Regions from separate parts of the Mus musculus genome. Here all the other regions are linked to region 4. Evidence: chromatin loops called from intact Hi-C (ENCODE). Cell type or tissue: heart. All regions are shown on one strand. Region 1 holds the start of Cenpo (centromere protein O). Region 2 overlaps Ncoa1 (nuclear receptor coactivator 1). Region 3 overlaps Dnajc27 (DnaJ heat shock protein family (Hsp40) member C27). Region 4 holds the start of Ncoa1 (nuclear receptor coactivator 1). Region 5 holds the start of Itsn2 (intersectin 2). Region 6 overlaps Ncoa1 (nuclear receptor coactivator 1). Region 7 overlaps Gm31938 (predicted gene, 31938).

The links. A loop is a pair of places that touch in the nucleus more often than their neighbours do. Peaks named below come from ENCODE experiments on the same cell type or tissue, not always from the same donor. Only the 100,000 strongest peaks of a DNase experiment are listed, where the experiment ranks them.
Region 1: a loop joins it to region 4, with 6 times the contacts of the local background. A loop is called at or near these places in 9 of 42 quality-filtered maps.
Region 2: a loop joins it to region 4, with 1.9 times the contacts of the local background. A loop is called at or near these places in 4 of 42 quality-filtered maps.
Region 3: it touches region 4 in a loop (2.8-fold over the local background); 3 of 42 quality-filtered maps call a loop at or near these places.
Region 5: it touches region 4 in a loop (2.1-fold over the local background); 2 of 42 quality-filtered maps call a loop at or near these places.
Region 6: it touches region 4 in a loop (3-fold over the local background); 4 of 42 quality-filtered maps call a loop at or near these places.
Region 7: it touches region 4 in a loop (2.0-fold over the local background); 4 of 42 quality-filtered maps call a loop at or near these places.

What each region holds. Positions count from the first base shown.
Region 1 is chr12:4,231,456-4,235,455 of GRCm38, reverse strand. It overlaps Cenpo (centromere protein O), which reads left to right and starts at 1,491. Exons shown (of 7, transcript NM_134046.6): 1 at 1,491-1,704; 2 at 1,799-1,925; 3 at 3,774-3,940. The coding sequence starts at 1,880. Ptrhd1 (peptidyl-tRNA hydrolase domain containing 1) reads right to left here and starts at 1,443. Exons shown (of 2, transcript NM_001204912.2): 1 at 1,178-1,443. The coding sequence starts at 1,429. In heart, a CTCF peak has its summit at 1,536; DNase peaks (open chromatin) are centred at 1,195 and 1,345; H3K4me3 peaks cover 2,458 bases; H3K27ac peaks cover 1,768 bases.
Region 2 is chr12:4,292,534-4,296,533 of GRCm38, reverse strand. Ncoa1 (nuclear receptor coactivator 1) reads left to right here. Exons shown (of 23, transcript NM_010881.2): 12 at 286-1,624. Among named protein-coding and RNA genes, the nearest start is that of Ptrhd1, 61 kb to the right of the region's middle. In heart, no CTCF peak of the experiment used is centred here; no DNase peak of the experiment used is centred here.
Region 3 is chr12:4,105,800-4,109,799 of GRCm38, reverse strand. It overlaps Dnajc27 (DnaJ heat shock protein family (Hsp40) member C27), which reads right to left. Exons shown (of 7, transcript NM_153082.4): 7 at 1-2,998. The coding sequence ends at 2,866. Among named protein-coding and RNA genes, the nearest start is that of Dnajc27, 25 kb to the right of the region's middle. In heart, a CTCF peak has its summit at 2,251 (motif pointing left); a DNase peak (open chromatin) is centred at 2,219.
Region 4 is chr12:4,475,594-4,479,593 of GRCm38, reverse strand. Ncoa1 (nuclear receptor coactivator 1) reads left to right here and starts at 2,412. Exons shown (of 23, transcript NM_010881.2): 1 at 2,412-2,822. In heart, CTCF peaks have their summits at 2,158 (motif pointing right) and 3,115; DNase peaks (open chromatin) are centred at 2,353, 2,533 and 3,063; H3K4me3 peaks cover 2,236 bases; H3K27ac peaks cover 1,656 bases; H3K27me3 peaks cover 286 bases.
Region 5 is chr12:4,590,490-4,594,489 of GRCm38, reverse strand. Itsn2 (intersectin 2) reads right to left here and starts at 1,482. Exons shown (of 40, transcript NM_001198968.2): 1 at 1,258-1,482. It overlaps Gm3625 (predicted gene 3625), which reads left to right and starts at 759. Exons shown (of 1, transcript NR_169069.1): 1 at 759-4,000. In heart, a CTCF peak has its summit at 2,284; a DNase peak (open chromatin) is centred at 1,569; H3K4me3 peaks cover 2,139 bases; H3K27ac peaks cover 1,713 bases.
Region 6 is chr12:4,275,858-4,279,857 of GRCm38, reverse strand. Ncoa1 (nuclear receptor coactivator 1) reads left to right here. Exons shown (of 23, transcript NM_010881.2): 14 at 1,639-1,756. Among named protein-coding and RNA genes, the nearest start is that of Ptrhd1, 44 kb to the right of the region's middle. In heart, no CTCF peak of the experiment used is centred here; no DNase peak of the experiment used is centred here.
Region 7 is chr12:4,525,204-4,529,203 of GRCm38, reverse strand. It overlaps Gm31938 (predicted gene, 31938), which reads right to left. Exons shown (of 3, transcript NR_136891.1): 3 at 82-1,530. Among named protein-coding and RNA genes, the nearest start is that of Gm31938, 3.1 kb to the right of the region's middle. In heart, no CTCF peak of the experiment used is centred here; no DNase peak of the experiment used is centred here.

The DNA of each region.
Region 1 (4,000 bases), 240 kb after region 4:
ATACAAATACAACTTTTTTAAATTCCAGGAGATCTAGGAGAAGGCTTTCTGGTAAAGAATATCATATGGTCCTAACCCTTAAGAGTTAGTCCAGGAGCTGAGGAGATGCTCCGTGTCCAGAGGACCAGAGTTCAGTTCCTAGAACCCACAGTGGGATGTTCTCACTGCCTATAACTGCAGAAGAGCCTACATCCTACTCTGTCCTCCCATGTGCATACGTCCCACAGACACACACACCTACACGTCTGCACCCATGTGCATACGTCCCACAGACACACACACCTACACGTCTGCACCCATGTGCATATGTCCCACAGACACACACACCTACACAGAATTTAAGTAGATCTTTAAAAAAGGGTTAATCAAATGCGTATGTAAATCACCAAGATGGGAAAGGACCCCTCAGAAAGTTGAACACAGATGTAGGTTGGCACGTTGGTCCCTTTGGCCATTGTTCCTCCACTCTCACCCCTTTGCCAGTGTTTTCCTGGATAAAGATTTCTCTAGAGAAGCAGGTGCTATGTAAATGTCAGTTAGGAGACTTGAGACTCAGAGCTTCTGAAAAACATACTCCTTTTCCCCACTCACTGAGCATTTCTCCTTTTAAATAAACAGCCTCTATTTCTTACTAACAATATTAAGGCAGTGCTAATTTTAGGCCCAGCTTTTTTCTTTTTCTTTCTTTTTTTTTTTTTTTTTTTTTTTTTTTTTGAGACAGGGTTTCTCTGTATAGCCCTGGCTGTTCTGGAACTCACTTTGTAGCCCAGGCTGGCCTCGAACTCAGAAATCTGCCTGCCTCTGCCTCCCAAGTGCTGGGATTAAAGGCGTGCGCCACCTCGCCCGGCTAGGCCCAGTTTTAAAAGGCAGATTGGTGCACAGGCATAAGCGCCACGCTTTCCCCAGCTTCGTTCCCAGGGATCTAAGGGACACTGGAACAACCAATTTCTGGTGAACGCTGTGATAGCAGGGTCTGCGTCGGTTCTTCACAGTCATGCTCTGCCAAAGGGAAGGTTCACTGCGTAGCGCAGACCATTCCCAAACTCTTAGTGATCCCTCCTACAATCATGCCACACGTACTTCCGGAAGCTAAGGGTTGGGCCCAAGAGCAGATCTACTTCCGGCCTCGGCACCCCACCCCCGTTTAGGGTCCCTCCGGATACTCCCCACGCCTCACCTCGAGAACCACCTTGCGCATGCGCCCCAGCTCCCGGAGATAAGCTGCCGTGTGCGGATGGTCTCGATGAAGGTGCAAGGCTGCTGTGGCGGCGTGACAAGCCTGCGCTACCAGTGCGCCGGTGGGCCAGGAAAAGGGAGCCTGAGATAGATCCTTTCGTAATACTAAGTACTGTACAAGGATCTGTGGCTCCACCCCAGAGCATGCCATCTTCCTGATCATCAGACTGGCCGGACGTACCTTGCGGTGCATGCTGGGATTAGTGTGGAGCTGCTGGGCGCCACCATGTTCGTGTACGGCGGAAGCACAAAGCACTCTGGGATCAGTGGGTTACGTTGTTACTTCAGTTGCTCTCGGCGGGAATTCTTAAACTGCATCCTGAGTGAGGGAGCTTTGGCGAGAAAGCAAGACCCAGTGGTAGACAGATTAGCATTACTGTACAGCTTCTTTGGGTGTTCGAGGAAGCCCGGCTGGACCATAGTGGCCACGGCGGTGAGGTAGGCGTGGACAGGGCTGACCAGTCCAAGGTAAGGGACGCCAGCGGGGACACTTTGCTTATCCCGGGACTGTCAGGCAATAGTGGCAATAGATTGGTGATTGCGTGTCTTTTACTATTTACAGTTAAGGACGTTCGGGTCCATGTTAACCCTGCCTTGTACGTCCAGCATCGTAAGAAAAAACACTTGAGAACCCGAAGAGGAGATGGAGTCTGCAAATACTTTGTGTCCAGGCAGGAAGTGCAAAGGAGGTATTCAAAGGGGTTTGGCTTTCTCTGTACCACAGTGTTTCCAGACTTTATTGCAAAGGAAGGGACACTGTAAGGCAGTAACTTTGGCGATTAGATATGGATTTGATTCAGGGCTCTATCTTAGGAAATTTTGTGGCTTGGACACATTATAGTTCTGCCTCATTTTCTTTCTCCTTTAAACAAAACTTAATGTGAAAGCATCATGTGGGTTGAAATTGTTACTAAAAACTAAAAGTTTGATGACTTAATTGTTAAAAATATGTTGCAATCAAGTATAATCCATACCCTAGAACTAAATTACTATGTAATCCCAAATTTGCCAGTAACTTGCCCTTCTGTGTGTCAGCACACCTGGCTAAACAAGTGACGAGTGAAAGTTTGTGAATAATCATCAAACTTCGACAGGTCAATTATTCTCCAGTTCCCTTGTCATCTCCAATCCAAAAGATTGAAACATTTAGTTATGATTATGTTGGTTTTCTCTCTCTGCTTGGCAATTACCACTGCTTATCGTGTGAACTTGGAGAGGAACTAAATACAGCAGAGAGAAGGAACTGCTGTGCTCAGGCTCCAGAGGAAATAAAAGAAGTCAGGAGTCAGTAACGGGAAGAAAAGCAAGTGAAGGGCCAACATGCTGCCTACTGTGGCTCTCTCTTGATCTTATGCAAGTTGGTTTGTTTGTTTTTTAAAGGAGCTATACACTAGTAATTTGATGTCTAGCCTTGGCTGGATAGATGAATGAGCCAGGTCTGGGCTGTCCCAAGACAAATGAAGAAAGGATTTTTGTGAATGTATATTCTTGTGAACCCTGCAAAGTAAATATTGGATCTGCTTAAGGAAACTAGTTACATGAGGTGAAGCATTGGACTTCTCTAGGGAGGTTTCATCTGGGTTGTGGGAAAGCATGGAGAATCGGCCTTTCCCACCATAGATTTGTGCTTCTGTGATAAGCAGGCTTAGATGAAATGCTGCTGCCCACAAAGCAAGCAGTAGACAAATCAGGAGTCTCTTGTTCTTTTCAAGTGAGCGTACTAATTAGTGGGTGTTTTTACACCAGTGGCCAGCAGAGAGGTTAATGGTCTCTGGTTTGGTTATTTGGGCCTATGGCTTTATAAATTTATGGCAGACCAGTTGTGATGGTACATGTCTTTGATCCCAGCACTCTGGGTGGAAGCAGGTGGATCTCTGTGAGTTCAAGGACAGCCTGATCTACATAGTGAATTCTGGGCCAGTCGTGTAGGAAAGACCCTGTCTCAATAAACAGATAAATAAATAAATATGCCCTAGATATATGAGTTATCTATTGTGACGACTGTTTTTGGTTGTCAACTTGATGCAACCTGTGAAGAGGGAACCTCAATTGTTAAGGAATTAACTCATCAGATTGGTCTATGGGCAGTTTCTTTAGGGCGTTTTTTTTTTTTTTTTTATTGCTTCTTAATTGGAAGAGCACCTAACCCATTGCGGCAGGTGGTCCTCGGTGGTATATGAAAGCTAACTGAGCAGTAGCAGGAAGCTAATAAGCTTGTTGCTCTATGGTCTCTGCTTCAGTTCCTGCCCTGAGTTCTTGCCACCCCTGGGCAGGTAGGTGGTCCTGGGATGTATAAAAAACAAACTGAGCAAGCCAGCAAGCATCGTTCCTCCATCTGCTTTAGTTCCGGCTTCACACTTCTGCCCTGACTCCTCTCATGGCAGACTGTAACCTGTAAGATGAAATGGGCCCTTCCTCCCTGAGTTGCTGCTTTGGTCAGCGTTTAGCACAGCAAACTGTTCCTTCGTGGAGTATGCTTTGCCAAAGTTTGTCAGATTGTGAAGGGTGTTTTGTTTGTCTGTTTTCACTTTCTTTAGGTGTTTTAGCTCACCTGGAAAGACTAGAGGCTCAAACGAACATATCGAATAGAAAGTCTGAAGAACCAGCAGTTCGTAAAAAGGAAAGTTCTCTTAGAACCAAGATTCGAGAACTGCGGCAACAACGAGATAAGCTGAGGGCAGAAGTGAAGCAGTGGGGAGCCAGAGTGAGTAGAGAGGCGGTGTTGGCTCTTCAGGGGTGAGAAGAGCAGCTGCGAGCGGGGAGC
Region 2 (4,000 bases), 180 kb after region 4:
GACAAGTTTATTAGTATATCTATTGCATATTTTCCCAACACCAATTTATTCCTCACAGCACTGTCAATGATGCAAGAGTCCACGGGTGCCATTTCCTAGGAAGTGGTGCTGCTCTTTGTCAGTGGTAATGACAGGTCCCTGACCCCTAACTTAGGGTGATGCAGAAACTCTCTACTTGGCAGTTTGGGACATTAATGCGGCAAATGGTCTTTCTTATAATAGCATCATGAAAATATAATAAAAACAGATTTAAATGATTGAATAATAATGTATTTTTCCCCCTAGGGAGCACAGTGGGCTTTCTCCTCAAGATGACAGTAATTCTGGAATGTCAATTCCCCGAATAAATCCCTCAGTCAATCCTGGTATCTCTCCAGCCCATGGTGTGACCCGTTCATCCACGTTGCCACCATCCAACAACAACATGGTCTCTGCCAGAGTAAACCGCCAACAGAGCTCAGACCTCAACAGCAGCAGCAGTCATACTAACTCTAGCAACAACCAAGGGAACTTTGGATGTTCACCTGGAAATCAGATTGTAGCCAATGTTGCCTTAAACCAGGGACAGGCAGGTTCCCAGAGCAGCAATCCCTCTTTAAACCTCAATAATTCTCCTATGGAAGGTACAGGAATTGCCCTCTCACAGTTCATGTCTCCGAGGAGACAAGCTAATTCTGGCTTGGCAACAAGGGCCAGGATGTCAAACAATTCATTTCCTCCAAATATTCCAACATTAAGCTCCCCAGTTGGCATTACTAGTGGTGCCTGTAATAATAATAATCGATCCTATTCAAATATCCCAGTAACATCTTTACAAGGTATGAATGAAGGACCCAATAACTCTGTTGGCTTCTCTGCTGGGTCTCCAGTCCTTCGGCAGATGAGCTCACAGAATTCACCTAGCAGATTAAGTATGCAACCAGCAAAGGCTGAGTCCAAAGACAGCAAAGAGATTGCATCCATTTTAAATGAAATGATTCAGTCCGACAACAGCGACAACAGTGCTAACGAAGGCAAGCCTCTGGACTCAGGACTTCTGCATAACAATGACAGACTCTCAGAAGGAGACAGTAAATACTCTCAAACTAGTCACAAGCTAGTACAGCTATTGACTACGACCGCAGAGCAGCAGTTACGGCATGCCGACATAGACACAAGCTGCAAAGATGTACTGTCTTGCACTGGTACTTCCAGCTCTGCCTCCTCTAACCCCTCAGGAGGTACTTGTCCCTCTTCTCACAGCTCTCTGACTGAGCGGCATAAAATTCTGCACCGGCTTTTACAGGAGGGCAGCCCCTCAGACATCACCACTTTGTCTGTGGAACCCGAGAAGAAGGACAGTGTGCCAGCCTCTACTGCTGTGTCAGTGTCTGGACAATCCCAGGGGAGTGCCAGCATAAAACTGGAACTGGATGCTGCAAAGAAAAAAGAGTCAAAAGACCATCAGCTCCTACGCTACCTTTTAGACAAAGATGAGAAAGATTTAAGGTCCACTCCAAACCTGTGCCTGGATGACGTAAAGGTCAAAGTGGAGAAGAAAGAACAGATGGATCCTTGTAACACAAACCCAACCCCAATGACCAAACCTGCTCCTGAGGAAGTTAAACTGGAGTCCCAGAGCCAGGTGGGTGAATCCTTGCTTCATAGAGTGGGAATTTATTTCTTCTCTACTTGGCCTTTTTCTACTCCTACTGTAGTCCATATCTGGATGGATGCTTTATTTCTGTCTTTCAGCACTAAGGAATTAGTTCAGAGCAGTGACTCTCAACCTGTAGGTCATATACCAGATATCCTGCATATCAGATCTTTACATTGTAATTCATAATAGTAGCAAAATTATAGTTATGAAGTAGCAATGAAAATAATTTTATGGTTGAAGATCACCCCAAAGTGAGGAACTGTATTAAAGGGTCATAGCATCAGGAAGGCTGAGAACCATTGAAGTAGAGGATAAAAGCATGGAGTGCCCTCAGACATTCCTTGTAAAACTCTAGGGGCTACAGTGGTCCTGTGTGGTTTTTAAATGATGCCTTCTTTCCTTCCTCTCTTCCTTTCTACTGGTTTTCTAAAGAATCAGAGTTGACATCTTAAGACTGTTTGGGTATTGTCGGTCTTTTAAAGTAAGCCATTCTAGGATATATGGACTCTGGGTAACAGCTAATTTGAGGAAGCTCTGATGTCCATGAAATAAGAGAGAGGTGTGAGGATACAGGTAGGCTGGCCTGCTGAAGGCAGCTCCTAAGCCTCTTTCCTGTCTTCTGCTTCTCAACTTAGCTATTCTGGGTAGCAAGCCACTGCCTTTACAGGGCATGTCCTGAGACAGACGTAAACAGAGGCTGTTCATAAGTGTTAGATCTATGTTTAGGGTGGTATGGCACTGGTATGAAAGTTAATAGGCAGATTTATTCATTGAGTAATTGCTTATAAACTGAGAAAGAATGTCATAAAAGATGGCCTTCCCTTCTAAGAGCTTTCACATTGTGTAGGTGTAGCCTGTCACAGCCGAGTGACACATGCACGGTGCAGCTTACTCAGACTCTCCGCTGTGAATCAAGGTTCACACTTAGTATGCCCAGGCCCTTGAATTTCCTGAAGCAGCTTGATTTTTTTCCCCCTGTCTCTTAAAGTATCTCTCTTCCCTAACACATTCTACGCCCGGTAAAGTTCTTCATTTCCCTAGGCTGAGCCATGTCCCTCTCCATATTTTCAGAGTCTCTTTACATGTATGTTCTTAGACAATAAGGCTATATCTCATATTTTAATACAATAAAACTAACATCATTTTAAGCAGAAAACAGCCTTAAACATTAAGTATATTAGAACTATTAAGCTTGAAAATTAAATTTTAAAATATATTTATAAAATAATGTCACTGTATAGCAAATGTGCTTATACATCTGTCTCAGTGGCCATGTGCACTCATTTCTGCTGAGTTTATACTTAGAAGTGGAATTGCAAAATTCTAAATTGTGCATAAACTTATTGTTAGTAGGTACGTGGAGTTTCTATTATACAAGTATTCCTTGTAATTGTTTTCTATCCTTAGTAATTCTTGATATTGTCAATCATTTAAGTTTAGCCATTCTAGGATCTATATGTAGATCAGTTTATAGGATCTGTATGTAGTAGTTCACAGTTTTACTTTACTTCTCTGATAAACATCCATTGATCATTTAGACCTCTGCCTGTTGGCCTTTGAATAGTGTTCCTTGTGTGTGTGTGTGTGTGTGTGTGTGTGTGTGTGTGTGTGTGTGTGTCTGAGGACTGGTCCACCACTAGTTATACATTGCAGGTGTCCTCTCCACGCTGTGGCTTGTGTTTTCATTAGAGGTTGGCGGGCTTCTGTTCTTATTACTTTGTCTTGGTCTTTATGAAGCAAATTGTGTTTTAATAGGGTTGAATTTGTCCATTTTTCCTTTATGGTTAATGCCTCTGCAATGCATAATAAAAGACATGCCCAGACTGTCCATAGAGCATCACTTATAGTAGACATGCCCAGACTGTCCATAGAGCATCACTTATAGTAGACATGCCCAGACTGTCCATAGAGCATCACTTATAGTAGACATGCCCAGACTGTCCATAGAGCATCACTTATAGTAGACATGCCCAGACTGTCCATAGAGCATCACTTATAGTAGACATGCCCAGACTGTCCATAGAGCATCACTTATAATAGACATGCCCAGACTGTCCATAGAGCATCACTTATAGTAGACATGCCCAGACTGTCCATAGAGCATCACTTATAGTAGACATGCCCAGACTGTCCATAGAGCATCACTTATAGTAGACATGCCCAGACTATCCATAGAGCATCACTTATAGTAGACATGCCCAGACTGTTCATAGAGCATCACTTATAGTAGACATGCCCAGACTGTCCATAGAACATCACTTATAGTAGACATGCCCAGACTGTCCATAGAGCATCACTTACAGTAGACATGCCCAGACTGTCCATAGAGCATCACTTATAGTAGACATGCCCAGACTGTCC
Region 3 (4,000 bases), 370 kb after region 4:
CATTTTGCAGGTATAAAGAAGTATTTATCACTTGAGATTTCAATCAGTGAGAAGATACTAGAATATGTTTCCTGAGGTAAATACAAGCCTTAAAGAATGGTGTACAGTGTGCAGAAGGACAGCAGCCTTACTCTCAGCATCTGGACTCGTGAGTTAAGATGCTGGCAAAGCCACAGACGACATTGACATGGAGAAGTAAAGCGGCAGTGCGTAGAGAGACACTGAGAGCGGAGTCCAGCAGCTCCCAGGATAGAGACACTGAGAGCAGAGCCCAGTAGCTCCCAGGATAGAGAGACACTGAGAGCAGAGCCCAGCAGCTCCCGGGATAGAGACACTGAGAGCAGAGCCCAGTAGCTCCGGGGTTAGAGAGACACTGAGAGTGGAGCCCAGCAGCTCCAGGGAGACACAGAGGAGAGCACACACCAGGGGAGGGGAGGACGCTCTAAAGTGCTGACGAAGGCTGGAAGACGAACTCAGAAATGCCTCCAGGGACTTCCAACAAGTGAAGAGGTGACACCAGTTGGTGACTCAGATGGAGAAGGACACAGCTTTTTAAGATAACAGTTGTTCAAATATTTTATCCCTTCTTTTTTTTGGGGGGGGGCAAGGTTCTTTATAAAAACGTTTCAGCCTCTGAAATGACTGAGTTGAGACTCCTGCTGACGTCCTAAGATCTTAAATGTGCAAGCAGTTTTCAAAATGTCGAAGGACAAAGCACACAGCTGCACTAAGAATTTCAATGAATGCAGAGGTCTGTACCGGATCACGAAGCCAGGGTTCAGAATACTTTTCGTTCTGAGCTATGCTCTGTTGTTTCCTAATGCTCTGCTGAGAGACTAAAGAAACCAGACACATTCTGGGACCCTGAGGCTTCACCTCTTCATTTTATTACTCTTACATAAATAAATAAATAAATAAGATGCTACGCAGCCACCCTAGATATAAGTAAGATGTCAGGAACAGCGTCTCAAGATCTGAGAATCAGCAAGTGACCTGAGGGACCCAAATGGGAACACTAAAGCCCCCTGCTGTAACTGCTCTCCTGCCCATGTGGTTGAACGAGGCGCAGCCTGGGCCCCGCACTCAGGCTGACAGCACCACACACACCTCTCATCCTCATGACTCCCACTTTCTGTTCCAGGAGCAGCTGGATAATCAGATGTGCTAGGCGTGAGGGAGCCTCAAGCAGAACTGAGGCCCATGAGAACCATGAGGTGGAGCTCAATCACCTCAGAAGCTAATTCAAGCCACGCAGCCGTATGCTAATACAGCCGTATGCCAGACCTCTTTATCCTTTTATACACATCTGAGTTCACTAAGAACAACATTTTAAAGCTCAGAGCAGCTGCGCAGAGCACAGCCATGCAAAGTGAGGCCACTATGGAGAAAGGAAAAACCCAGAGGACTACAAGGGTTTAGACAGGAAGCCAAGAGCTTGTCTTCTTAGGCAAGAGACATGTTATCTGGCAACCGTTATGGGATAGGTATTTAAAAGTCATCCTTTGAGTTCCAGGTAGCACAGGTGGCTGCAGCTCAAAATAAGAATACCAGAGTTCAGAGGGATGACAGGAGTCGAGCAACATGAGCCCAGCTCCATCAGCTCCATCCAGTCCTGTGGACCAGGCAGGGGCAACAGCACGAGAAAGGCTTCTCTCTATGCAACATGAGTTTTCATACTTGTAATTTTAAAATACTATTCAGAAATTTGGAGTCCAAGCAGAAACTGTAGGGATTCTGCCCCACACAGGCCCAAGACGTCCCAGTGTGCCCCAAATGGATCCTACTTATTTCAAGTCAGCTGAGCCCAGGGCAAGAGGAAAGGCCATGGCAGATGTGGGATGTAACAAAGAGTGGGGCGAGAGGAGAGCAGAAGAAAGAGACGGGTCTGTGGAAGAGGGCCCGCCTGCCTCTCCCACCACCTGTGGTGAGGACTGAGGACAGGGACGAGTCTCATGCAGGGTCCCTCCTAGTGCCCAACATGCCTGAGCTCAGGAAAGGCCCAAGCTGGCCTTTCCGTCTGAATGGTGTGACTGAGCGCACACTCCCAAGTGACCCACAATGCGCCCTCTAAGAGCTTCTGTTCTGGTGTCGGGCCCCTCATTCCCAGGGACACAGCATCCTTGCTGCTTGATGCTAGCAACTATTTCTAGGGCAGAGCAAAGGCCTGGGATCCGGGATGAGCTTCAGGTTCTCCAGCTCCTGTGGCTGGCACTGCCTCTCTCTTAGCACTGGCTTGTCTCCCCCTGGTGGCTGGAGAAAGAACAGAGTCAGTGTCCTAAAAGGGCAGATAACAGTGCTAGCTCACATCACTCTTCTACAAGGTTGCCTGTTTTTCTTTGAAAGTCTTGCCAAGTAATTCAATCCAGACTGGCCTCTCTCTTGCAATACTCCTGCCTCATCCTCCACCATCTCTGGCTACTAACTGTACAGGCTGATGGTTAAAATACTAACCAGGAAGCCGCTTAGTGGGGTGCAGGCTCCCGGGGGCCAGGCTCTTTCTCTCTCCTGTTGTTATTCCTTTCTCTGATGGTGGGCAGATGGATGGATGGAGGGTTGCTGGGAGGAAGAGCAGGTGGGTCACAGTCATGGACTTTCACAGGTGAATGCATAAGCGATGACACAATGACAAACACCTAGTTATCTGGCAATAAGAAATGAAGTGCATAAGAGATGTGGGGTTATCTCTCACACAAAAGCGGTCATCTCACTGAGAAATGGCCACAACATGGTAACAGGCACCCATACTATTAACTTACACATGAGGGAACACAACAGTGAGCATTCGTGAAGGAAAACTCCATGTTGGTTATTTCACCTCAAGGGGAGTCTGTTTGCACTTGAGCTCGCTTGTAGTTTCCTCTGCCTCTACTTGATGTTTTTCAGGAGGGCTGTCCGGGCATTCACAACTGCTTTGAAGGCATCTTCACTGCCTGGTGCTACACACTTGTCCGGGTGAAGCAGCACAGCCAGCTTCCGGTAGGCCTTATTAACTTCCTCCCTGCAAAGAGCAGACAAGCTCTGTCAGTGACCAGGTTGGCCCCAAATCCTGCATCTGGACACTACACATCTCCCATGGAATTACCTCCTTTTCTCAAAGGTAGGACTAAAAGAATAGAAAATAACAAACAATGGGTTGCATACAAGTAAAAAATACAGTGCAGGTTGAGTCTAGGAGACAGTCAAAGAAGGATCAAGGGCAGCCTGGCATCTCTACACATGTAAGAGGCACAGAGCAAGCAAGCCTTTGCTAACTGAAGGAATGAGAACCTGGGAGCCAGAAGTAATCCCTCAGGAGAGGCTTCTAGAAAAGGAACTTGTGATTAGTATGGGGTGGGGGCTTCGGAGAACTGGGGAAGGAAACAGTAGAGAGGCCGTTTCCCAAAGCTGAGAGACAGGGAGATGACGACCACAGCAGCCCAGGCCTGAAAGCAAAGGTTCAGCTGGAGGCAGCTGTGAGCACCACCAAGGGAAGAGAGCTTATACAGCATGAGGCAAAAGTCAGCGGAAGCACGGATGTACTCAGCGTGCAACCAGAGAGGATGAGACAGTTCCGCGGTCTGGAATAGCAGGACCTGGCTGGAGAAGGCCCAGAGACGACAGGCTCCCATCCCTACTCTTCATCACCCTCAGGTGCCAGGCTCCTGTAGAGTTCTATCCCCACCACAAGATTTTACTTCTCAGGATTCCTTTTGTCACCAGGGTCCCCGTGATCCCGTCAGCATGGCATGGTGCAGTGTTAGGTGCCCTTGCCGCTGTTCTCATTAGGACTTCTCATAGCACTCTCACAGTTAATAAATGCTCTTTGCAGCTTGGAGATGGGAGAAAGTCTGATGTTAATCTGGAGTGTGACTAAGGTCTGGGGTCACAGCAGTAACGTCCTGTATTTTAGGCAAAGACACCAGATCTTTTCCTTCTGCTAGATGAGTCGTGACTTTCTTGTTCTAGCTTTGCATGTTACATTCTACATATGCAATATATAACCTTTTGTCGGGTGTGTATG
Region 4 (4,000 bases):
AGAGAAAAAGCAAACATTCAAAAAGGACAAGAGAGTGGCAAGACTGTGCTAGCAAGGGACTATGAGTGGGCAAGGTCAAAGGGTTTACTTAGTAAGATATTTCACTCCAGAGAAAGAATTTTCTTTAGCACCCATGAATAGCTATAGCAATATACATACTACTTAAGTTACATTCACAATTCAGTAAAATCTTAGCAGGGTGGCAAACACCTATATTTATGCAACTTGGGAGGCAGAGGCAGGAAGACTCAGACTTGGAGACCAATCTGTGTTATGTAGCAAGGTACTGAACAAATAAACAAACAAATAAGTATAAAACAAACAAAAAATCTCAGTACTGAGTAGTCTGAGAATGTTTTAAGATGTATATTTAAATTTTTAATTTATTTTATGAGTATGGGTGCTTTGCCTGCATCTGTGCCTGTGCACCACATCTGTGCCTGATGCCCAGGGAGGCCAGAGAGTATGTCATATATGCTGGGAATGGAGTTATAAACAGCTGTCAGCCATCATGTGGGTGCTGGGAATTGAACCTGGGTCCTTTGGAAGAGCAACCAGTGCTCTTAACCACTGAGTCATCTCTGCAGCCTGAGAATGGCTTAAAGTTAAGACAGAAACTAATAGTTAAAGCTATGGATACAAACCAAATCAACTTATATGAGAGAAGAGGAAGGAAAGACAATTAAACATACCCCCACGCCTCCCAAACACACAAAGGAAAAGACAAGAAAAGTGTTAGTGAAACAAAGTTCAGAGAACAGGTAGAAAGAATGAGGCACAAAACAGGAAGAGGGGAGAGTAAGAAAGGAGGGGCTAGAAACATCCAGTTAGAAAAACCAAGATAAAGTTGATGTGCCCACCACAGTTACACATCAGCAGTTCCTGAAGTCTAGTAGAGACAGGAGGACTGCCTATACTTGGCTCATTTGTAAGCACCAGAGGGCCGGACAATGCACTTTGCACAGGGTAGATGGTATTAGACCAGGAAACAGACTCCACAGGAGTAAACTAAGTAGAGATAGAGACCTTCAAGCACTTCAGCTATTAATAAGGCTGTGGATTGTGCAGGTGGTACTGTAAAGAAGGTGAGGACAGGAGCTAATCAAATGCACTAGGGTACTGACTTTGATAAGAATCAACGGAATGAACACAGGGATGGAAGGATGACTGCATAAAGGAAGGCTGAGTATGGTCTGCTGGCTGCTTTATAACTATGACCAAGACAGGAAGATGAAGGCAGCACAGGGCACTCAGCAGTAGTAGGGTGAAGGTACCTGCTTTGTGAAAGAAGTCACAGGCTGTCTCAGAGAGGGCCAGCGAGATGTCAGGTTTGACTTAGGGAAGGGACATGGAGGACTTAAGGATTTTCACAGGCTGCTTTGGGGCATCCAATGCAGGATGGGAAACAGCAGAAAACAGCATCACAAGTCAGCTAAATGAGGACAAGAACTCAGGGAAACAAAGATGACCGCACAGCACTTCCACGGCCAGAGAGAACAGTGAGTGGTACATTGCAGGTCTTGGGATAAGAGCTGCTTTCCAGATAAAGTGATCAAGGCTCAAGGAGCTGTCCTGTGGCTGCTTGATTCCTCCGGTGACAAGGAACACTACTTTTGAAAGTAGCATTTCCATTATAGAAGAAAAAAAAGGAGGTTAAAAAAAAAAAAGATGTGGGTCCCCCCTAGAGGGAAAAGATCTGTGAATGACAGACATTTTAGTCAATTCATGCAATTGTAGAGCCAGACACTGTCAGTCAGATCTTTTCATCTGCAAAAAGAAAGGGGGCAGATGATCTTTCTTTTCCGTTGTCTAATAGTCTGTGAAATCATCTAGGCAAACCACCTCTCAAATCTTACAGAACACAACACCAACAACAAAAACGAGGCCCGAGGGATGTCTCTTACTCAAAGTAAAACAACTCGCGAGTGGAAACAGGCCCAGGTCAGATTCCTCTGGGATCCCCAGGGCCTTCAGGTTGCTCCCCAACTTTCCCTAAACTATAAAGAACATCTAGAGGCCATAGGTCCCACAGCCCGCTCAGGGACGCTAAGGGACACTCTGGGGTTCGAGGCTTCCTGGCAGCAGAGAGAACTGCCCCGTGGGGAGGGTCCGTGCGGAAAGAGTTCGGGCCTCCTTTCTCACACTTCCTTAAGACTTCGGGCCCCGGCGTGCCTGCGGCCGGCAGAGGGCGCGGGGCGGCTTCACGCTGCGCGGGGCTGGAGGGGTCGCGCTGCCCGGGGCGCGCCGTCGGAGCCAGAGGGCAGCGGGGCTCTGGGCCTGTCCGCGGAGGGGGCAGGGGTGAGGGCGGAGCCGCGAGTGGGTGGGGCGGGGCTCGAGGGCGGGGCGCTGCGGGCGGGGCACGGGGGCGGGGCCGCGAGCGGGGGGGCGGCGGCGGCGGTGGCAGCGGCGGCAGCGGCGGCGGCGGCGGCGGCGGCAGCCGTGGAGGAGGAGAACATGGCGGCCGCGGAGAGCGGCTGAAATGCCTGTTCTTCAGGCCGGGCGAGCGGGAGACTGACGCGATTCACCTCGTCCTGTCGTCCGTCGGTCGGAGCGCGGCCTCAAGCCCTTCGGCTGCAGTTCGCTGCTGTTCCCTCAAGCACAGCTTGTGCCGGGGTGGTTCTGCATCCCCCTGAAGTGGGGGGACTCCTGCTCCGGAGGAGGGGGGCCGGAGAGCCGAGGCGGCGGCGGCGGCGGCGGGCCGCCTGGGCCCCGGGGACGGGCGCCGGGCCGGAGGAGCGGCGGAGTCCGCGGCGGCGCCGCCACAGTCGCGAGTGAGCGCGGCGCCGGGGAGCGCGGCCCAGAGGCGGCGGCGGCGGAGGCAGGTGAGTGGCGGCGGCGGTGGCGGCGGTGGCGGCGGTGGCGGCGGGAGCCTCGCGGTGGGTGCAGCTGTCACGAGCCGCGCGGCCGCGGCGGCCCTAGGGGGCGGGGAGCAGCCGGCGCCCTCCGTCCTGGCTTTGCTTGCTCTGGGACCCATCTCCCGCTGCCACTTTTCTCGAGTTCCCTCGCTAGCCTGGCGCGGCTGCAGGGGGCGGAGGTCGCAGCTGTCACGGCACCAGCTGGGGGCTGCTCGGGGCGAGCGGCGCGCTGCAGAGCGCCGTCCCTGCGGCGCACTCCAGTTGCCCTAGTTAGTGGAGTGCGAGCATCCGCGGAGGGCGCGCGGCCCGGGGCCGGGTGGGGAGCGGGCGCCCGGAGCCGCCGCCGAAAGGGGGAGCCGGAAGTAGGCGCGGGCGCCCCTCGGCCCCGACGAGCAAGCACGGTGACCTTGGCCAGCCTGTCAGCCTCTCTGAATCTTGTTCACTGGGACAGCGAAATGGGGGCGACCTAGGCATGCCTTTCTGTGGGTGCAGCTTTCGACGGCCCCTTTGCCTAGCCTGGCTGCACTTGCCTTTCTCCCTTTGGGACCAGGATTTCGGAGGTAGGAATGGGCGGATAAAGGAGATTTTCCTCTTGCGGCTGGAATTTGGTCCCTTTGGAAGGTTCTGCTGAAAGGACCTAGAAAGACAAGCAGCACACGTTGGTCCAACGATTGTAGGTAGGGCTGGTTAATGGTCAGTGATGGAACTTGAGCTCTCCATAGTCGCTTGGAAGAGACTCGGAGAAACTGGACACCGGGGTCCTCGGTCCTTACCACACCTCTGCGGTGGCTCGTTTAATTTTATTTGTATATACATTAAAACAAAACAAAACAAAACAAAAAGCAGTCACTCCCATGGGCCAGACACCCTGTAGTGTGACGTTGTTAGAGGAAGACGGAGGGATTGACTGTGTGTGACAAGGACAAGCCCAGGTGCTGTGGCTGAAGAGTTTGGTAGGGAGAGAAACTTTAAGCTGGGGAGTACGTTAGCCTTTCTGGCTCCTCTATCCTTATAGAGACACTGAAGAGGCGAGGCAGGTGTCCTTGTGGAGAAGGTGACTTCTCTTTTTTCTCTTTCCAAACAGTTAAGTTTTTAAATGTGAAGTGTGATGTTGGCGAGTAAAGAGTTCGTAGGTGAATCGCTGT
Region 5 (4,000 bases), 110 kb before region 4:
TGAGCCTTTGGATATGTTGAACATTTTTTTAACTTCGTTAAATGGTTACCAGCATTACTTGGAACAGCAGCAGCACACCAGTCATAAGAATAACCGCCAACGTAATGGCAAGCACATAACTGAATTTTGCAGGCCTCCCATCAACTTGTATAAATGTTGTAGGCCATGTTTCTAGATTGCTTTTAGGTTTTAGCACTGGATGACAATACAGCAAACCGTGAAAGGGAAGTTAGCAATTTCTCAAAGGCTTAAGCACCTAGTTTGGCCTCCAGTCTGTACTACCTAAACTAAGCTAACAACACAAAATTCCAAGTGACACCTTGCGTCCCCTGAGGAAGTAGGAAACGCCGTGAAACAGACAAGAAGCACGGAGTACGGCAGTAATTTCTGTGTCAACTTGAATTCCTATTGTAAAGTAGCTGGGTCTATCCAAAATGTTCCTGTTCGTTATGAATGCAAGTTTCAAATGAGTGTATTTGCCACGGACAATCACTGAATAACACAGAGCATGACCAATACCTGCAAACAGTGTCTTTCAGCAGAATGAAACTTGCAGCCTCGGTTTACCTACTCACTATGCACTTGTAGGTGCCTCTTCTCCCTTAAATAAGCAGTGAACTTTGGCTACAGAGACTCCTCGCTGTGCTTCCTATATATACCCTAGAAATGCATAATGCAGAAGTCAGCGCTTAACAGTTCTCAACTTTAGCTGTTATAACGCGAGCAGTGGACGCCAAGCATCCGCCCACTGTCCTCTCGTGACTCCGGCTACTTTGACGCACCGGGATGCGGCTCACCTGACACTCTGCAGCAACCCTGACCAAGGAGGAAAAAGAAAAGAAAGGAAGAAAGAAAGAAAAGAAAAGTCAACTAAGCCAAAATAAAATAGGTCCCCAAGGCAACGCGCACCCAGCCCAGATGCCCCTAAGGAAAGCCCGGAACCCGGTCGCCACCAGCGATAGGCGGAGGCCGTCACCTGCCAAGCGAGGCCGCGGCAAGGGGCCCGGGCTTCCCGGCCTCTGAGAGGAGCGGCCCGCCCGCCCCGCGGCGGAGGCAGGAACCCCGGGGCCGGAGGTTTCCGCCCGGCACGGCCGTCCTCGGCCGGGGCCTAGGGCGGGGGCCGCACGCGCTTCCGAGGACTGAACCCGGCGGTGCGCGGCGCGCAGCCCCCTCTGCCCGGCCCGTGGAACCCCGGGGGCGGCGGCGGCCGCACCTGCCCCGCGCCCCTCGGCCGCGCCGACGGGCGGCTTCACCCACCTGGCGCCTCGCGCACGTCCCGGCGCGACCCCGCGCGCTCCTCGACACCGGCGCGTGGGCGCGGCCAAGCTCCGGGAAGACCCTGCCGTGCCGCGGCCGCCGCCGCCGGGTCAGTCGTCAGGCCGGCCGCAGCGAACCTGTTGCGCAGCCTGTCACGGCTGCTGGGCTCTCAGCCGGCGCCGCCTCAGCCCCACAACAACATGGCGGCCGCGGCCTCCGCAGGAAGCCGGGGGGCGGGGAGGCGAGCGACGGGCGGGCAGTGACGGCCCGCCCGCCTAGCCGCGGGACACCTACTCCTCACCGTGGGGAGCGTGACACTGCGTGGCGCTCCTCCTCGCCCCCGGAACCGTGGAAGGCGTGGGCCGAAATGCTTCTCCTCCCGCCAGGTCCCGAAGCTCCGCGGCTGACAGCCCTTCCAGGAGCTGCCAAGACCCCCCACCTGGCTCCTCCTCTTCGAGGTGACTTGCCGGGGACTGGGTGGGACATTTCCTGCCACAGGACCCTAAGGTTTTGGAAAGGGCCAAGAGATGTCCAGGACATCCCCGTTGGACCACACATGGAGCTTGCTGTCTCTCAAGCTGGAACCTTCTTATTCACTGAAGGTCTCTTCGTTAACATGTGAGCAAGCCTTTCCTGAGAATGGGGAAGTTAGAGGTGCAAAGGAGTTGCCTCCACCTTTGCTGCAGATCCTTCTCAAGGACTCTCCTTAAAGGATTTTACCACACCCAAGAGTTAGCTGTCCATTCACCATCACACACACACACACACACACAGAGAGAGAGAGAGAGAGAGAGAAAGAGAGAGAGACAGAGACACAGAGACAGAGACAGAGACAGAGACTGAGAAAAAGCATCCCTCTGTTCACACACAAGAGCAAGCTCATGACAGACAGGAAGACCGTCCCGGACTTTTCTGCTTGCAGAAGCTAAACATCCTTACCCATCTAATAGGAGAAACTCATACTTAGAACTTATTTCTATTCTGTGGTTTCCTCACTCAAATCACCATTCTTTATCTGCTGTTTGACAGAGGCAACAGCACCCCCTGGACAAAAAAAAAGCTTTCTTAAGGTTGAGGATGAGGAAATGATGGTCCCTAATGGGCAAAATGGGAGTGTAAGGTTTCCATGGAAGGAAGTGTACTGAGATGCAAAACTCATAACGTAAACTGGTGCGTGCCTGTAACCCCTGCACACAGAGAACGAGTCGCATCAGTCTGACTGCTGAGAAGGATTGTGAATTTGAGGTCAGTCTAGGCTATATAAAAATTGTTTTTTAAAAATCCCATAAATAAATGGATGTTTTCAAACATTAGTATCCCTATGATTTCAATTGAAATGTGAGAGATATGTGTAGATCAGATGACCCCAGGCTTCACTGACCCCTGTTGGGGCTGATGCAGATAGAAAGTCTGACTTGAAAGAGATTGCGGAGATGCTCAGGGCCAACTGAACTGGACAACCAACTCTTAGGAGGAATTTAGCAAACATTGATGGTGATAAACAGGGTTTTCTTGCTCTCACGGTGTTTTCTTAACTCTTCAATTAGCCCTTGGCTTGCATTTTGGTGTTCGGGACTTGGTAACATTCACCTTGCCTTCTTTCTGTTGAGGTTGCTGGATCCTTGAGAGGAGGGCGGTGGGACGCAGGTGCATTTAAAGGCCTCCCTTGAAGAAACTGCAGAGCTATCAGAAATTGGAGTTCTGTATGTCTGCCTGCAGTATCCCAAACACTAAGTCAACAACTTGGGATTTTTTTTGTTTGGTTTTAGGGTTTTTTTTTGGGGGGGGGGGATGGTCTCTCTGTATAGCCTTGGCTGTCTTAGAACTCTCTTTGTAGACCAGGCTGGCCTCAGAGTCACAGTGATCTGCCTGCCTTTGTCTCCCAAGTGCTGATAATTCCAGTTTCTATTCAGAACTTGAGATCAATCTATCCTGTCACAATGTAGAGTATGAGGGCCTCCTCTAGCCTAGCTTCTCTTATACATACATATGCGATTCTGGAATAAATCTGGACTTACTTAGTGGATATAAGTAATGAGGGAAGAAAAGAAATGAAGGATTCTCAGATTGCTGGGCAGGCCTTGCTAACAGTAGTTCTTTCTGTTCAGCAAGCTAAATGGAATTTTGGAGGCTGGCAAACACAGAAGCAACCCAAGAAATGTTCTTGCTGCCTTTAGATCTTTCTTTCCCTACTTATGCAAAAACAGTCCTTTTTGTCGTTTTTGATTTTTGTTTTTAGGCTTGCAAAACCCTTCTTCTCTCCTTGTGTCTTCTTTAGCCAAATACCAGAGCACTCAGTGTCCAGCAAAAACTTCAGCACCTGAAATAGTCAGTCATTTCTCTCCACCCAGAATTCTCGTCATCCTCAGTCTTTAGGAATTTATGATTCAGGTAGGTGATGTAGCAACCCTCCCAGTTCATTCCTCCATTCATGGGCTGGTCTTGAAACTCTACCTGTGAATTCCCTCAGAATTTCCCAGATCTGACTGTCATTTGTTTACCTCTAGCATGGACTGTAGATGAATAACAAGCCCTACCTAATTCAGAGACGTTCTGTCAATTCCCTAAAAGATTAGTAGTTGGTGTAGCGTGAAAAGCTTAGGGAGCAGGGAAGTAAACTATGCATATCATATTTCTCCCTTTCTGCCAAATCTAGGATAGGCTCTTAGGCCATTACTATAAACCAAGGTTTTACCATGGGGACCCCTAACCACAAGCTCTTTTCCTTTCATGCTCCTTCCAG
Region 6 (4,000 bases), 200 kb after region 4:
TGCATAGTCAAAACACTCATACACATTTTTTTTAATTAAGAAAGAAACAGAAGGAGCTCTGAGCTCCTATCTTACATAGATGAGTATGTGTGTGCATACACATAATCACATATACACCAAAAACAATGAAAGTAAAGGTATAGTTGAGTTAAGAAATTTTTATGTTAAAAAGTAAACCTTGTATGTTTTGTATATTTTTTAAACATCCTCAAACCTACTCATTCATGATTAAAATGGGGAACTTGAGGTTTTGGTTTTCCTTTTGCTTTGAGACAGACTCTACCTGTGTACCTCAGGCTGGCTGTTTGTACAGACCAGCTCATTACATAGTTCAGTATACAGACCAGATTGCCTCAAACTTGTGGCAATCCTTCTGCCTCAGCTTCCTGAGTGCTAGGATTACAGGTATGTGACACTGCTAGAAAGTGAAACTCTACTTAAGTAAGTTTCTTCTTAAAATTTCCGAGGCCTAGAAGGGGTACTCAGCTCAGTGCCTAGCGTTCATGGGCCCTGGCCTCAGTCCCTAGGACCACAAAAGAGGCAAACTCTAAGGCCCTTTTACTTTTTAAAAAATTGTTTAGTTAGCTAGGTACTCTAACAAAGTACCATACAGTATGTTCCCACAGTCTGGGAGGCTAGGAGTCCAGGGTGTCAAAGCAAGGTTTCTCCTGAAGTCTTTTTCCCTTATCTTGGATTGACCACCTCCTTCTGTGACATTAATGTCCTTACCTCCTGTTGTTATAAAGATAATAGTTATAGTGAACTAGGAGTCACAGTAATGGTCTGTTTGCCACAAATTACCTCATTAAAGGTTCTGTCTCCCGTTAGTTATGTTTTGAAGTCCTAGATGTTAGAATTTCCACATAGTGGATTTGGGGGAGAAGAACACAATTTAGCCCATAACAGTGATAGGTTGGAGTGTACTCACTTTAGAAATTACAAGTAATCATTATAAACAGAAAAATAATCTCACTTGCTGCTTAACATGAACCAAAAAGATACGCAAGGAGAGCCTCGTCGAATTGTTCTATCAGTGTTTATGCATCTCTAGGGACAGAATCTAGGTGAACATGTGTCTTAGAACATTCTGTAGTCTCCTTTACTCAACAGCACATGGTCAATATCTATACCTTAATTCATCACTCCCAGAATTTCTGGAATTTAGGTTATTTTTAGTTTTCCCTGGTGTAAATAGTTTACAGATAGCCATAGCACTTTCAGAGAGCTGCTACATAGGGCTGGAGAGATGGCTTAGTGGTCAGGAGCACTGGCTGCTCTTCCAGAGGGCCTGAGTATAGTTCCCAGCACCCAAAGGTGGCTCACCACCATCTGTACCTTCAGATCTAGAGGATCCGACCCTCTCTCTGGCCTCTTCAGGCCCAGTATGCATGTGGGACACAGACATACATACATGAATCAAGTAACTTTTTAAAACTGCTGTAGATAATTTTTCTAAAGTGCATGTATTGTTTTCTTGAGTTTCAAAAACATAGTTCCGGCCTGTTTTTTTTTTTTTTAAATCTGAGTATCATCATAAGTAATAGTTTATAGGGAAATCCTGCTCTCCTGTATAGTGTGTGACTTGTGAAATGCTATCTTGTCCTCCTTTGTGACAGTGAACCTTTTCTCTTCAATCAGGATTGCCTGAACTAGAATTAGAAGCGATCGATAACCAGTTTGGACAACCAGGAGCGGGGGATCAGATTCCATGGGCAAATAATACTTTGACAACAATAAATCAGAATAAACCAGAAGAGTAAGTAAGACGCTTTCTATTTTATACACTGAGAGATATCAGCTTCTAAACTAGGAGCTACCCTCCCCAGACTGGATCCCAGTGTGCACGAGTATTTTTGAGCTATAACTCGACATGAGTGTTTAATTAAAAAGGGGCATGGGAGAATGTAGTTGAGCTCCGATCAAGCAGAGCATTTACCGTATGGCCACAGGCAGGTCTCCTTTGTAATCACCACTTGACTGATGTGCTATGCCAAGTCTCCTTCTACATGTCATCGCTTGTACTGCTTTGATGTCCACGTATTCCTATGGATAAACTGGCCTTACTGTACCAATTGTGTTGCCTTAAACTTTCAGCTCTGGGTCATTTTGTCCACCATTTGTCTTTGTTTAGAGAAAGAATGTGAAAGGAAAGAAAATATATCTGCTCAGTGTTCCATTCTCAGTGGAGTTTGATTTCTTAATTTACACAGGCATCTGTGTCTCACAACACAGACTATATCTCATACATGTCAATCAAGGGAAGAATAAATATACTTAGGAATTTTCTGAACTGTTTTTCCTTTTCTTTTTCCCAGAAGAATAATTCTTTCTCATATTGCTCATATAATAATATTTTAATTATAGATATACATATATATAATTTTTATACATCAATTAATGTCATCTTAGATTAGACTGCATACTGTCTTCATGAATCAGCAATTTGGTGGGGTTTTTGGCTGAACTACTAGCATGTTAATGTTTTTCAACTTAATTTCTTTTGTATATAATAGTCACTTTATATTATCAAGATAGTTTCATCAATTTTGAAAGCATAAAATAAATTTGCTGTTTTGATTATGATTCGGTCATAGTATTTAATGGTATTCATACAGTCAATAGGATAAGAATAAATCTTAAGGTCTGGCAATATGGCTTATTAGGTGACGTGCTGCCACACAAGCATGAGTATCCCTCATTGAATTCCAAAACCTGAAAATATGGGGGGGGGGAGGAAGGGAGGGAGGGAGGGAGGGAGGGAGAGAGGGAGAGAGAGGGAGAGAGAGAAAGAGGAAAATGAAGAAAGGAAGGAAGAAAGAGAGAGAGAGAGAGAGAGAGAGAGAGAGAAAGAAAGAAAGAAAGAAAGAAAGAAAGAAAGAAAGAAAGAAAGAAAGAGGAAAGCAAGCAAGCAAGCAAAAGGAAAGGAAAGGAAAGGAGAAAGGAGAAAGGAGAAAGGAGAAAGGAGAAAGGAGAAAGGAGAAAGGAGAAAGGAGGAGAAAGGAGGAGAAAGGAGGAGAAAGGAGGAGAAAGGAGGAGAAAGGAGGAGGAGAAAGGAGGAGGAGAAAGGAGGAGGAGAAAGGAGGAGGAGAAAGAAGGAGGAGAAAGAAGAAAGGAGGAGAAAGAAGAAAGGAGGAGAAAAGGAGGAGAAAGGAGGAGAAAACGAGGAGAAAAGGAGGAGAAAAGGAGGAGAAAAGGAGGAGAAAAGGAGGAGAAAAGGAGGAGAAAGGAGGAGAAAGGAGGAGAAAGGAGGAGAAAGGAGGAGAAAGGAGGAGAAAGGAGAAGAAAGGAGAAGAAAGGAGAAGAAAGGAGAAGAAAGGAGAAGAAAGGAGAAAAGGAGAAAGGAGAAAGGAAAGGAAAGGGAAGGGAAGGGAAGGGAAGGGAAGGGGGAAGGGGGAAAGGGGGGAAGGGGGAAGGAAGGGGGAAGGAAGGGGGAAGGGGGAAAGGGAAGGGAAGGGAAGAAAAGATGGAAGAAAGAAAGGGAAAAGAGAGGGAAGTAGGAACGCACACGCATATAAACATAAACACACATGTGCACACACAGACACATGCCTACATGCACACAAAAGAATAAACCTGAAAAATAAATTAACTGATTTTTTTTTTTTGTGTGTTTTACTTTTATTAAGAACTCTTTATGGGGCTAGGGAAATGGTCCAGCAGTTAAGAGCACTTTCTGCTCTTTCAGAGGCCCCAGGTTTGGTACCTAGTGCCTTTAGCAGGTGGCTTGCAACCACCTGTAACTGAGCTCCTAGAAACCCACCGGTCTTTCCTGACCTTCCCAGACATCTGCACAATCATGATGCACACACTCACGCACAGACACATAAAGTGAATAAATAAACCTTTTTAAAAGTGTATCTCCTTTCTTATATTTAGTTACTTTCCAGGGTATTTCTTTAAGCTAACAAGAAGAATATGGAAATTTCTCAGTAGTTGACTAAAGAATGGAGATTGTGATCAAACTGTGCATTAACTACTGTTTTACCTAGGAAGGTGGCTC
Region 7 (4,000 bases), 50 kb before region 4:
TAATTTTTATACTTTCCTAATTTTAATACAAAGCTTTGATATTCTGTTTGAGTAGGTCTCTCTCTCTCTCTTTTCTTTGTTGCATTCATTCATTCTTCCTTCCTTCTCTTTTTCTATGCTTTTTAAGTTGGGTTTGAAGGCCAGCTTACATTTAGAAAGTACAGTTTTGACAAAGACCAAATTTCTAGATAAAAAAAAATTCTAGATAATGTCATAACAGCTTAAATTCTGCCCAACAGAACTTGGACAATTTGGACACAATGACATCATGGACTTATGATGGTGATTCACCCAATGTACAAAAGGCTCTATCCTTTCTATAAGAAGAATAATGACGGACTTAGGAGGGCTCAGGCCACAGAAACTGGGGTACCCCAATGATTTCACTGAAACAGGTAGAACAGGTAGACTGAGACCTTTTGAGAACAGATCCTGTGTCCTGCTGACCTTTCCCTATGGTGACTGGCAGAACATACAACGTATATGGGATCTTCAACCAGAGCTTGCTAAATGATGGATTATATTGAAGACATTGCATAAATGAAAAGCAATGAGATCAATTCTTTTATATGACTCATAAATTGGCTCAGAAGATGCTCGACTGAAGAACTCAAAAAAAAATAAATCAGTATCATTGACCCAAGTGTGTGGTCACATTTAGCTGTGCAAGTGGCATTGCTATCCATCAAGTCCCCATCTCCCAGAGACTCTAGCTCAAGACTTTAAAAGCTCACATGAGTCATCCACTCTATTCCCTTCCTCATCTGAGCAGTCATTAAAACTCCTGCCAGATTTACATGAGCAATATCCTCAGTCCCCATCGCCTTATTGTCTAATTTTTAAAGCACAGCTATGGCCATTTCCTTCTGGCAGTCGATCCTCCCCTAACTCATCAGAATATTCTTCTGTAACTAAGGTATTTAACAAGATGGACTGAGAGGGTTCAAGCAGAAAGCAATTGTTCTATCTTATGACAGTCCTTTGTGTATGTGTGCATACATGTACATGCATATAAGTGCACATGTGTGTGTACAGGTACACATATGTGGAGGCCAAGGGTAAACGTCAACTGTTTTCTATCTCTCTCTGCCTTATTTTTTTGAGCCAGACTCTCTCATTGAACCCAGAACTTAAATGCTTGGCTAGATTGATGTTGGGGTTCAACAAGCCCCGGGGATCTGTTTGTCTCTCCAGTGCCAGGACCACAAATACATAGTGCCACACTTGGCTTTTCATCTGGATGCTGGAGATCTGAATTCGGGTCCTCTTGTTTGTGTGACAGGCACTTTACCATCTGAAGTCATCTCTCTGGCTTCCATAAAATGCTCTTTAAAATCTTTCTATCTACTCTTGGTTCTCTGATTACCTTCCGGTATTAAAATGTTCAGTCTGATCTAATGCCAGAACTTTCTTATCCTAACGAAGTGCTTTTCATCCATTAGTGTGGACCACATCCAGACTCACAAACGGGCTGAAGGAGTACACGGCCATTCTCTTCTCTCTGTCTCACCTCCTCTGCTGAAGTTGGGTCTAGGACAGAAAAAACCAGGGAACAAGAAGTGGCTCTTGCCATTGTAATCCCTTGGTGAATAGCAGACCTATAGCTGTTGTTTTAATTTTAAGGACCTAAAGGCCTCCCCCGCCCCCTTGGGCCTCTCTTCATAGAGATGTGGACAATGTGTGGACGATGGTCACATTAATTAAATTTCTTCTTTATTGTCTGGATGACAGTGAACCCATCTCACAGAGTGTTTTCCTGTGCTGGAATCATCTAGACGGACCTCTTAGGGTCCATAATATGACTGGGGTCCATCTTTTCTACATGGCTACCTGCCATCAGCTGTCCTATGATTTATATGAGTGCACTGTGTTCTGCTGGGACTCTCCTGCCTGAGACATCTCCAGCCAGCTTTTCACTGCAGACATTTTTTTCTGGTCAAGTCCAAAGGCATTGGCTGGGTCTCTTGCTTAACTTTTTCTTTCACAATGCCTGGAGCTCTGGGCACGTCTGATCATGGCAGTGCTGGCTCTCGCCTGCTCTGGAGATTCTGCCTGGGCAGTCTTGTACCCCATTTAGGATGTTGAGGTGGGGATGGGGGAGGCATTCACTTCAACCTATTGTTTTCAGCTTTGGAGCTTGGGCCAAAACTCCCAAGAAAGGAAGAAGCCTATTTTAACACGCTGCTACATTCCTTTAAAAACATCAGATACTGTTTTTGTTTTAATTAACTGTTCCAAGTTTACAATGTTTGATTTTTTTTTTTTTTTTGAAGTTCAGACTCAGAACAGACATCTGAAGTGGATCACTGGACCTTGATCATTTTGCAAATTGAGAAATAAAAGCCTGGGGAAGTTAATTAACTGGGAGAAGATCACACACCTTATCATGACTGGACAGGGCTTGATCTGAGGGCTTGACTTTCAAATCTCATGCTTTTCCTACCACATTATCCTGCCTATAATGCTTTTTCTTAAAGGAGACCAGATATATTTGCTCCTGAAATAAAGCTACTGGAGATGTTTACTGATTATCAAAACATCTCTGAATTGGATGAGGTGATTATAAATGATTTTAATTTGGAGGTTTATCTATATTTCACATACTTCTGTGGTCAAACAGTTATTATAAAAAAACAAAAATATTTAAAATTGTTCTTTTGGGCTGGGTTCATGGCTCAATGGTTAAGGTGTTTGCCAAGCAAGCATAAGAAAGGACCAGAGTTCAAATTTCCAAAACCAATAGACTATGTCAGATGGGCACAGGAGCCATGAGTAACTGCAACCTTGGAAGGTGAAGTCAGGGGACCCCCAGGGTAAGTTGGTCATCAAGAGTAAGCCATATCCATGAGCTCTGGACGTGATTAGAACATCTTGTTTCGGTGAGTACAGTGGAAGAGTGATCAAGAATGAATCCCTGCATCATCAACAACCATCACATTTATATGCATGCATGCATGTGTATATGTGTGCACCCACATACATGCACACATGAAAATGAAAAAATAAAAATAAACTGAATTATACTTCTCAATACATGGCTGTAACCTGGGCCCTTGTAACTTGGAGACAATAGAATTAGGAATTCAAGGTCATCCTTCCCAGCCTTGGCTACAAAAGACTCTGTTGTCCACCACCCCCCCCCCCCAAACAAAAAGTGATTATTTTAAAGTATGGTTATCTATAGGGGATAATGACTCCACACATGTACTCAATCCCCAGCACTGCCCAAAAGACAAAAAAAAAAAAAAAAAAAAAAAAAATCCACATCAGTGAAAAGGGCAACTTCACTAGACAATAATAAAACCTGAAGTATAGTCTTGACTACAGTTGACCTTGCGTTAGTCATCTGACCTCTTTGGGACTCAGTTTTTCAAGTATAATGCTGAAACCTACCATATGTAAAATTAAGTGTTTCCCTATTCTGAGAATAAAAATCCTTTCTTCCAAGCCTTGTGAGCATGCTGAGACCGCAGCTCAGTGACAGAGTGTGTGCTTATCATACAGAAGGCCCTGGTATTTTGTGGGTTGACAGGATGCTTGTGGAGCAACTAGGAGAACTTTCATGACCAATTTCAACGTCTGACGCTTTATGTAAAGTCGTGATGATAATGGTCTGTGGCCTGGTCTCCGTCGTGAGTCCCCGAGTGAATGAGCCCCAGGCTTATCAGTCCATCCGGACGGCCCACCCTGGGACGGTCCGCCCATCCGTGCCTTTGCTCACTCTCACTTCTCAGAGCCCACCGCTTGCCTGCGTGTAGTCTCCTTGACTACTCGAGCCCTCATCGATCCCATTTCAGTTCTGCAGATTGAGCCTCTGTTGCACCATTTACCTAGTAATTTCATGCTCTTCTGGCTGCGCGCCGTGATTCTTTGCATATTTGATTTTTTTCTTCTTCTGGGCATTTGCCTGCAGCCTGCAGCTATACTTGGCTGTCTCCATTTCCCCTATTCTTGGTGAACACAGCCAAACATTCAAGGGGGCTCCACACACATTTATTAG